2 separate regions of the Mus musculus genome follow, and region 1 is linked to region 2. The links are chromatin loops, found by intact Hi-C in ENCODE. Cell type or tissue: gastrocnemius. All regions are shown on one strand. Links, peaks and the distances in the headings refer to the core of each region. The heading gives the core; the rest is flanking DNA.

Region 1 (5,371 bases), core at 254-5,253, 98 kb after region 2:
CCTAACTAACCATTTTCACGTGTGCACCTCAGTGGTCTAGAATCTTTCAGATGGGTGCCCTGACGTGGAATGGAGTAAATCCACTCTAAACTCTGTGAGGTACCTCCATATGGTTGTTAAAGTTCTTGTACCATCTGCTGTTCCTACCAACAGCACACAAGTCCCCGTCCTCTTCCGTCAGCAACACTGGTTTGCGTGTAATCTCGAGGTAGTTTTCATTTGCATCATTAATGATTAGTGATGCTGAGCCTGTATGCTTGGGCCTATGGGTCATTAGTGTATATTCTGAGAAATGTCCACTTGAGTCTTCTATATATTTAAATGAAGTTGTTTCGCTGTTGTGCATGTGTAGGAGTTCATATGGTCAAGATATCAATCTGTTATCAGGCTTGTCATTTGCAAATATTTCCCTCTCCTCTGTAGGCTGCCCATTCTGACGACTGTGCACCCTCACACACACTGAGGTTTTAAGGGTGACATAGCACAGTTTACCTAGTTTGTCTTTTATTATCTACAATATTTAACAACGTGTCCAAAAATTCACTGGAATCTAATACCATGAACTCCCCACTGCCAATTCCTTCAAAGACTTTTTATACTTTTGGTTGACAGCACTTAGGATTTTGACGCCTTCTGAGGTAATTATGTTTGTGGACTTCCAGTTTCCAGTACTTTCCCGCTCTGAGCTGGCTTTACTCCTGGCTCTCTATGCTGGTTTAGCCTTGGGTGTTGTTATGGAAACCCACAGTCATCCTGTTTACTGTAACTTTGTTGCTTTAAAATCAAGATGCGTAAGGTGCCAGCCCTTTCCTTTTTCAAGATTTGGAATGTCTTGGTCTTCCCAGTGGATTTTACGATGACTTTTTCTGTTTCTAGATGAAACCATTCACCTCTTGGTAGGACTGCCTGCATCTGTAGGTCCCTAGGCTGGCACTGATCCCTTAACAACCCTAGGCTTCCAATCCAAGAGCATTGGCTGCTCCTCTGGTGGTTTGACTCCCATAGACTCATGAATTTGAATGCTAGTCCCATAGGGAGTGGCGCTGTTAGGAGGTGTGGCCTTGTTGGAGTAGGTGTGGTCCTGTTGAAGTAGGTGTGGCCTTGTTGGAGTGGGTGTGGCCTTGCTGGAGTAGGTGTGGCCTAGAGGAAGTGCATTACTGTTGAAGTGAGCTTTGAGATTTCCTATGTTCAAGCTCCACCCAGTGTGAAATTTCAGTTTCCTTTGGCTGTCTTCGGGCCAAGACACAGAACTCTTGGCTCCAGCAGCGCCATGTCTGCCTGCATGCCACCATGCTTCCCGACATATTGATAATGAACTAAACCTCTGAAACTGTAAGGCAGCCCCAATGAAATGTTTTCCTTTATAAGAGTTGCTGTGGTCGAGGTGTCTCCGAAATAAAACCCTAACTAAGACACCCTCCTCTCTTCAGCACTGTCTTCTATCTCTGTTCTGGGTGTCTTAGAGTTTTTAGTGAGGAGTTTCTCAACTCCTTAATAAGAAATTCCTAAGAAATTTATTCGTTGAGAATATGACCTGTTATTTATGATTCTAAGACACTGTAAACTAATTTAATGTCAAAGGAACTGAGAAAGGTTGTGAAGTTTATACAGCCATACACGTGTAAAAATTAGAAATATGAGCGGAAAAGGTGACACAACTTCTCAGTGTCTAGGAGGCCACTGAGGGTGGCACGGATGCACTGGCCACTCTTTAGCGCTCTCACTATTGTCAGCATTGCTAAAGTCGTTTGCTCCGGAGCTGAAGGGGGAGGGGGGAGGGCACTGGAAAGAGGGAGCCGTCAATGGCCCACGAAGCTTCCTTCTTTGGCTGGGAATGAAGCAGCATGCCTGTGTGATCCTGTGTGTGCCACGTATGACTGTAGGTCTCTGCAGCCACGCCTGTCTGCTGCAGGAGGAAGCTTCCCTGATGATGGCTGAACAAGACACTGATCCATCGGTTAGCAGAATGCTATTAGAAGTTCCGATACGCCATAGTGATCCCCTTGCTGAGTTCAAACCAAAGTGCAGGACCCAGGCAGGATGCCACTAAGCCCAGTCCAAACAAGGTCAGCAGAAGGCAGGTGCAGCCATTGCTCGCCTCAGAACACGCCTCTGTCCACCAACTGAATACCGGAAGGTCCCCACGTGATGATTGGGGACACAGCAGAGCCACTTATAGAACCTATGTGGAGACTAACCCTGGAGTGGCCACTGGGCTTGACCACTCTGGGGGCGTGGCTCCCCCCCCTCCCGCAGGCGAGCCCTCAGACAGTGTATAGTGCCTGGAGGGTGCTCTGTTAGTGTATGGCAAGAACAGGTTGAGCACTCGGCAGCCCCCCATCTGGTCAGAGTGCCTTGACTACTCTCACATCTCTTCCTGGCAGTGCAAGACTAAGAGGGAGGACATGCTGCTGCATCCCGGCAGTCAGAGCACCACCCGCGGTTGTGAAGAAGACTCCCATACCGCAGGCGAGGCCGTGGCCTGTGCCTTAGCCATCACCCGCCCAGTGCTACAACTGTCTACACTGATTCTCAGTTGCTATGGCTACACTATCCAGGGCTGGTACGGACAGGCCTCCTACAGGACAAGTGCCAGGGGAGCTGGAGCGGCCCATGAAGGCTCTGGCCGCTTCCAACTGCGGAAGAGACCAGAACTCAGCCTGCATCCTCTGCTCTTCTGTCGCTGTTTTGTTGTCTACTAAAAACAAACAAACAAACAAAACAAAACACCTGCCTGTAAATACATCCCACTGATTTTAATTTTACAAAGTAGTTCTGAACAAAACCTTCAAATCTTGATTTCTAAATTGAGCCAAAGGTTTTCTTTGGTTTTCCTTTCTCATCCACCGCAATCTGGCATTTACTGGCAAGTCTGTGGTACTGCAGTGGCAGTGTGTGGCATCAGGCTGGCCAGTGTTGGCACCTGTGTGAGTGTAGCTGTTATGGGTCCTGTTGGGGAAGAAGTCTAACCTAAAACCTCTGCCTTCACTTGTAGTTCAAAATAGACTTTCCTTAGACAGATCAAAGCTCCCTAGTACGCAGCTCTGCTCAAAGGCTGCCAGGAAAAGTCCGTTGCCAGCATCAAGGACAAAGGGACAGGCTCGGGTGGCCCTGTTGATTCGAGCAAGTCTCCAGTGACTGAGCAGAGCCACCAGAGCTTACCTCACAAAGCTTACCTAACAAAGCTTGCCTACTCCAGCTCCTGCACGCAGACCCGGGCCCACTTTAAATCCTCGCAGCTGGGCTGGGATGCCTTTCAGACCAGAGCAGGTGCTCACATCTTTTTTTGTTCTGAGAAGACAGGAAACCCATGAACTCTATAGAAAGGATTCAAGCGTCTCAGAGTTTCCACACCAGCTGTTTTATACGGTCTGCTTCCACCCTCAGCTGCTGATCTCCTTTTCAAGAGCCCCGAGGCAGAGCAAGGAGAAGGGAGCCATGAGAGAGCCTATGCCTGGGCATCTTGGGCACCCTGGGTATCCTGAGAGGTGGCACCACAGCAGTCACAGCAGTCCCTGAGAGGACAGGGGTGGACAGGCCAGAGCTGCAGTGCTCTTCCCTCCTCCAGCAAATGCAACAAGTGTTTCCTGGATCTAGAACAGACACAGGCCCGCCCGCCCTCACAGACAGCGGGGCGATGGCCGGCATGAGGTAAGGGGTAACACGTTTGAGCACTTTCTCCGCAGCTGTCGAGTAAGGAGGTGTCAGCATAAGCAATTCGACATCACTGAGCCTCAGAAAGGAGTCATGTGCTGGAGAGCCTTGAGGGCCTCCTGCTGAAGCAAACGGAACCAGATGGAGGACAATGCAGGAGGAGACCCCTAGTCATCAAACCCAGAGACAGCAGAGCTCAGGAGGCCTGGGGGCTGCTGCAGGGCAAAGCTTCTGCGAGGGGGATTCAGTGTGGGGAGACGTCAGTATGCACGGGCCTGTCAGGAGGGTCAGGTCGGGACCCCGTAGGCTGCTGAAGGCACACCTGTGGTGTGTAGGTCACATGCTGAGCTCACAGTGTACATCTTACCACAGCTCTAAGAGGAGGTAAAGTAAGGTCTGAGCCAGGGAAGTTCAGGAGACACTGGGCAGCAGGAGCGATGGGCCATGGGATACCACAGGGGAGAGCAGGTTGTCTGGGAACCAGGTCTTAAGGTGGAAGGAGAGGACAGAGGGTGAATGTCCAAGGAATAATGTACATACACACACGCACGCACTCATGCACGCACACAAGCACGCACGCACGCACACGCATGCTCACCACGTGAGTTGTGAGATGCTGTTCAGGTTTTACGGGGAGGGCCTGGCTGCAGGTCCAGCTGTCTGACAAAATGCTGGCTATTACTTATGGTGTCGGCCAGGGGTCACCTGTGGTCACCCATGGTAGTTAAGAATTCACTGTGGCCTGGCACCAGCTCACAGGACACACAGGTAATCAGAAGGGAGGAGATAAAAGCCTGGGCAGAGGAGCCTTGGGAACTCGGGGTTCGCTCCTTGGCCACGTGTCTGCTGCAAACTTTTAATGATGGCCGGATGTAAAGTCTGTGAAGGAAGGTGGACCACAGCGCTTCCACGGATGAGGGCAGGAATTACCCCTTCAGAAAAGCCAGACTGAGGGATCCTGCCAGTCAGGTCAAGGAAGGAGAGAGACCCCATACTCAGCGACCTGCCTGCAGGGCTTCTGGCTCATGACAGGGCCCACACTGGCCTCCTCCTGGCTTTGCCAGGTTTTGGTTTTTTGTTTTTGTTGTTGTTGTTGTTGTTGTTGTTGTTGTTACTGTTTTGAGATACGGTCTCACTATGTAGCTCAGGCTATCCTCAATCAAACTCATAGAGATCTGCCTGCCTCTCCCTCCAGACTTCTGGGACTACAAGTGTGCACCACCATACCCAACACAGAAAACAGACTCAAGAAATAAGTCGTAATTAATTTTCTACTTTCATAAGTTTCTTTAAAAAACAAACAAACAAACAAAAAAGTTGTGTTTCATTTAACATTTGGCACTTTTATCTTCCAGACCCCAAACACCAAGTGAAGGGAATGACTTGGACTAATGTTTCACTGAGCAGGCCTGAGACTATAATCAACCTCTGAGGTTAAATTACAAAGCACCCTTCACACCTCAAATGACTGAGGCTTTTATATGACCCAGCAATGAACAAGCACAGAGGGACAGGCATCTCCCACACAAGGGGGACATCACTAATCTGGGAGTTATGTGGACACAATCTGCTATGGGTCAGACGCTTCCCTCTGAAGTCATGTAAGGAGCGGTTCCAAGACACGAACAGCGACAACAAATGTTACAGATAAGCTCACAGATGAGTCGGCCTGTGACGCCTGGGAGGCACAAGGACCCTGAACAGAGCGGTCAGCAGT
Region 2 (5,371 bases), core at 185-5,184:
ACCTGGGGATTTAACTAACTACATCTGTAAAGAATGTGGCCAGGAAGGGGTGTCTGGGCTGAGCACCCACTCATCTCTCAGGAAGGCTGCCGTGCTAGAACCAGCACTCGGAAACACCAAAACACCTTAGCTGTCCACAGGCAATGCGCCACGAGACATTCACTGGTGGCCAGCGGGGCTTTCAGACCTACACTGCTTAACCCCAATGGTTTTCCTTTCCACTCAGCGTCTCCAACCAACAGAGTAAACCTTTGTGGTGTAACCTAGAGAAACCCCATGGTTCGAAACCCATCATGTGACACAGAAGAAACCCGTGTGAACGGCTGCTCTGTGTGCAGATGTCTGGTTTACGCATGCTTTGTGGAAACTCAAGCACCTGCCGAGCCACACACGGAAGCCTGTGTTTCAGAGTTTTGGTCTGTGGGTCTGTCTGCCTGTAATCATGAACAGCAGCAGTGGGCTTAGTGTACCACACCAGGACTGTTTCCAGAGCTGTCACTGGAACCTGGAAAGTCAACGTGGCAAAGGCAAGCTTTTCCATTTTCCTGCCTAGACCAGTGGGAGATGGCAGACCTCACAGTCCCCATACGGGCGGCCACTGCTCACCACACCTGTAAGAGTGCATTCACTGAAGGCCATGGTAGTTTCACATTCGTCACCCCCTTGCCTCAGCCTACCAAGTGCTGAGATTTGGGGTGTGCACCACCACAGCTGGCACCCTCAAAGTGCTTTGTCTTGAACCCATTAGAAACTCAGGTAAAATTCTACCCTGAATTTTTATGTCCGTCATGGTGCAAACCAACGTTTTAAAACACACAAAATGTATAATGACCTATGACACCGCCGTGTCAGAAAGAAGACCCCTTAACCGAGGGGCTATAGGCAAGTCCTTGGAGCTGCGACCAGTGAAGGCAAACTGTGGAAAGTGAACTGATGGGAGATTCTGGACACACATGAGGGGCCTCTCTGCTTAGCCCTGCAGACAGATGCAGCGAGATGCAGACAGATGCAGGAGGCAGCGAGAAGAGAAAGCACAGAGGAGCAACGAAGGAGACAGGAGGCAGGACGAGTGAGACATCATGCAGATGGTGGTCTAGGATGAGTAAGACTTAGGGAGAGGCTGTGCTGGCAGCATGTGGGCAGGGGTGGGTGGGCGAGGGAGCAGGGGAGCGCTGGCTGAGCCAGCGCTGTGTGAGACACAGGAGCCTAGGCGCTCTGGTGCAAACAGCCAGTGCCAGAGGTCCTACAGGGGACAAGGTCTGGTGCACAATGGCTCGTGCCTCCTTCACTTGAAAAGGCACTGAGTTCAAACTTTAGAACTTAATTGGAGGCTGAACCGATCAACACTACTTTAGCTGTCTTGCCCATCACACGCTGTGATATCATGGAGACGAGGGAAAATACTTCATGTTCGCCATGGGACCCCAGCACGCTTTGTAGATACAAAGCCGTAAGCATACTCTATGCATTCTCCAAGGAGTACCTGAGCTGCCCAGTCCGTCTCTACACCTTCCTGACTTGCGTGGCTGTCATGGCTTTTCTCCCGACCAACTGTTAAAAATGAAAAGTGTAAACGTTTCAAACGGCTCTGTTATCACCGTCAGTCACAGGGGACTCACACACTTTTTGGGGGTGGGGTGGGGAGGGTATTCCATACAGGGTTACACAAGTTCCACAAACGGAATCCAAACAGTGGTTCTAACGGGCAAATATGCTACTGAATCTCTCTACCCCTCCCCCGCTGCATCAACCCAGATCCTTTCTTGGCATTAGTCTCTTGTCCCCAGGTCCCAGCAGGACCTCCCAATCTGTCCTGACCTGTCCTGTCCTGTCTGAGGGCCACAGAAAGTGTTCACGCCGCCAAAGCCCAGACCGTAGTTTTTTAGCTATAGCTTTATTTGCTTTTCGAGCTGGGGTCTTGCTGGGTAGACTGGGCTAGCCTTACACGTGCACAATCCTGCCTCAGCTTCCAGAATGCCAGGACCACAGGCCTGGGCCACCGCATCTGGGGCTTGGTATGTTCTGCTGTCATACAACCAAGAATATCAGGAGCCCAATTCCAAATGTTCTCAAGCAAAGAGGAGTTTATCACTTCAGACATTACCTATGAGCCTACAGCTCAGAAACACCTCCATCTAGACAGTGAGACTCAGCTGCGCACTGGCTCAGTGGTTTAACCCACAGGCACTGGACACTGAGCAGTGTTATCTTTTTCAGATGTTTCAATTATTCTAGGTCCTCTGTGTTTCCTCAGCAACTCATTTCTGTTTCCCCCTCTTCTTCTTCTTTTCTTTTCAGACAGGTATTTTAGTTTCTTCTTCTTTTTCAAAAACAGGCTAATCGTTACTAGGTAGTCTAGCTGGTTTTAAACTTAGGACCTCCTGCTCTGTCTCCACTCCATAGAACTTCAGAATCGCTTGGTTTTTGAGCCCGGGGTGACCTCTGAACTTGCTATATAGGCAGAGATGACCTTGACGTCTTGGTTTTCCTGCCTTCACCTGAAATCAGCACTGAGGCTTCAGGAGGGCATCAGCACGCAGGGCTTATGCTGGGCTGGGATAGTCAGGTCTTCCCGCACACTAGGCAAGCACTCTAGCAACTGAGCTATATCCCAGGCTTGCCACTTTAAGGGAGAAAAAGCCTGCTGGATTCTAATGGATAAGTTACTCTGGGAAGAACTGACTTCCCAGTGCCAGGCATCTCCTGCCTCCATACAGGCTCCAGCCACAGAGCTCTCAAGGTGCACGGCTGACAACTTAGTAATGTCAATTACAGAAACTTTAACCAGCTGATGTCATCTCGAGAGTCACACAGACAGAGAGCAGATGTGTCATGGGAGCCTCTCATGGCAACCCTGCCAAGGCTGCTTAGAAAGGGACCTGTCGCCCACGGTGGGTGAACAACAGCTGGGAGGCCCCTTGGCTCCAGAGCCCTCCAACACCAAAGCCTGCTTTTTGAAGCATTTTAAAGGTGTAAGGTGACTTTGGTTTGTGTTCTTGTTCCAATTGCTGACCTTGTAAAGCACAGGGCGAAAGTTATGGCGAGTAGTGACCAAAGCTGAAGGATGCAGCAAAGGAAAAATTCCTTTGAACCTTCAAATACTCAGTGTGTGGTAAATGCCTCACAAGTCTTCAACTTCTAAATTTTCTATGGCCCGAGTGTCTTAAAATTGAGTAAAAGGTCACAAATTCGCAGGTAGGAGGCTTCCCCTCAGTCAAGGAATGCGGGGGAGGGGGGAATAAAAAAAGATGACCTTAATTCCTGTTAAAGTCACAAAGAAATCGTGGAGGAAAACTGCCTGGTTAGAACACAGGAAAACACATGGGTTTCCCTTCTTGTCTATCCCTCTCTCCCACTGGCTGCCTCTTTCTTCCTTACTTTTTTCCAGGAGGGTCTCACTGTGTGGCCCAGAATGGCCATCAGCTCACAATTCTCCTGCTGCGGCTTCTGGAGCTCTGGGATTACAGGCCTGAGTAGCCACGCCCAGATGAGCTCGAGTCATTGCAAAGAAAAAAACATTAGGAGCAAAGTGTGGAGTTCAACTAATTGCTGACAGTAAGTCAGTAGGTCAGTAGGTCAGTAGGTTAGTAGGTGGCCACTGAGCTTCTCCATTGCACTTCTAGTGCACTCATTTATCCATTTAAACAACATTCCATTTAAACGGAGGGCCTGAGGATGAACATGGCAAGTTCAGGGGCTGGGCCTTCCTTGCTCTGCACTCTGACAGGCAGTCTAGGACTCCAAATCAGACAACCATGCTGCAATGGGGAAAAGAAACAGCCACCATCATCCCTGCTTATGTTATTTACACACGAGACACGGCCGTCCAGAGCACTGTCGGCAGCAATTACGAAGAGATGCAGCCTCTCTTCATTCCAGGCCTTGGAGTGCTTCTGTGTGCTATACTGGGACCACAGCCCAGTTCAGAAGGTTCTGGTTCTGCAGACATTCTGCAGGTGTGGCTGGGGGGAGGCTCAGCTGGCTAGAGTGCCCGCTCTTGGTAATGCTCCGTCCTGTTTTAGTCAGGTGATGGGTTATCTGATTCAAACAAATAGATTAGAGAATCCTTCTGTGTGTTTAACTGAGCTCCACAGGACGCCACGGGCAGAAGGCAGCAATAAGGGATCCCCGTCCACATCCTAGAATCTGAGTACTAATGTCTAGGGACTCTGGCATTGGTCAAAGGGGGCTAAAGGCTACGAGTCAGAATGGCCATCATCTCCAGGTCCATTCAGGGCGTTGCTTACACGTGCTCGGAACAGGGAGCATGCCCAGAGGGACACCAAGGAGCTCAGCGGATCACCGTCTTTAAACCTTCCTGTGTATTTTCTCAATTTGGTAGAAAGAGATCTCTGGTTATAAATGCTCTCAACCGTTGCACTGAGTGCAGTGTTATTGGAACTGTTGCTGGCACAGCCCTGGCCTGCCATTGGGCCCCTGGGCCCTGAAGGAAGCCAAACTTCCCACCTTGGGTATCCTGGGAGGTACGGGGCATAGCACCTGCTATGAAGAACTAAGGGAAAGCGTCTGTGGATCACAGCAGGAGCGAGAGGGCTGCAAGGGGAAAGTGAAGGGTGAGATGCTATTGCAAAGCTTTGCTCTTGCTCAAGCTAACGTACAACAGCTAGGAGTTGGGTTTCTGTTGCTAAGATAAGTAAAGCAACAAACTTCGGGCACACACTTAATTGCTAAGAACTTTCCTAGCAATCCGATGGCTCAGCGGAACGTGACGGACCCGTCAAGCACATCTGTAGCGGGCTTTGCCCTGCTGTGCTCAATGCACCTTTTACCTGACGAGCCTCGTCGCTCACTGTCTTTTTCAGCATCTGCACATCTTCAAACTGAGGCCCATCTGTCTCCATTGCGACCGGAATGCTCACGGCGCTGGCTTGACTATACACTGCATACTGCAATGCAAAGTATGGAGTCACTGTCCGTTAGGAGCTGGGTCTGCACTCAGGGCCCTCATCCTGCATGGGCTGCTGGCCCACTGAACTTCTCTGAGTCCCTCTTCTACAAAAAGCCACGTAGTGGGAGACACGCTTGCCTGCTTGCCCGCTGATGAAGCCCGTGGGCTGCTGCCTGTAGGCTGCTAGAAAGGGACTCACCCTCCTGCAGTCTGGACTGTGGGACTGACCCTCTGCTAGCCGGCCCCATGATCACTTCTACGTCCTCTTGAGTTCATCTCTAGATAGCCAGCTTATAGCCCTTTGTATCTCTGGGCCAAAACACTCAAGGGGGACTGTCCATAGCAGAAGCTGTCACCCTCCTTCACATCCACCTTGGGGTAGCTGCCCACAAATTCTTCCCTTCATTCCATGTCCCCAGTATTTTCCTAAGACCGTAAACCTTTCAACATAGCCCAATAGCC

Evidence for each region. Hi-C counts contacts between places; a loop is a spot of excess contacts. Peaks named below come from ENCODE experiments on the same cell type or tissue, not always from the same donor. Only the 100,000 strongest peaks of a DNase experiment are listed, where the experiment ranks them.
Region 1: a loop joins it to region 2, with 1.8 times the contacts of the local background. A loop is called at or near these places in 7 of 42 quality-filtered maps.

The regions. Positions count from the first base shown.
Region 1 is chr12:110,476,640-110,482,010 of GRCm38, reverse strand. All of the region lies in intron 3 of Ppp2r5c (protein phosphatase 2, regulatory subunit B', gamma), which reads right to left. It overlaps Gm19605 (predicted gene, 19605), which reads left to right. Exons shown (of 6, transcript NR_168658.1): 3 at 5,010-5,371. Among named protein-coding and RNA genes, the nearest start is that of Gm19605, 6.3 kb to the left of the region's middle. In gastrocnemius, for the core only: no CTCF peak of the experiment used is centred there; a DNase peak (open chromatin) is centred at 2,552; H3K4me3 peaks cover 900 bases; H3K27ac peaks cover 1,574 bases.
Region 2 is chr12:110,574,281-110,579,651 of GRCm38, reverse strand. Ppp2r5c (protein phosphatase 2, regulatory subunit B', gamma) reads right to left here. Exons shown (of 16, transcript NM_001373949.1): 15 at 4,791-4,907. Among named protein-coding and RNA genes, the nearest start is that of B930059L03Rik, 14 kb to the left of the region's middle. In gastrocnemius, for the core only: no CTCF peak of the experiment used is centred there; no DNase peak of the experiment used is centred there.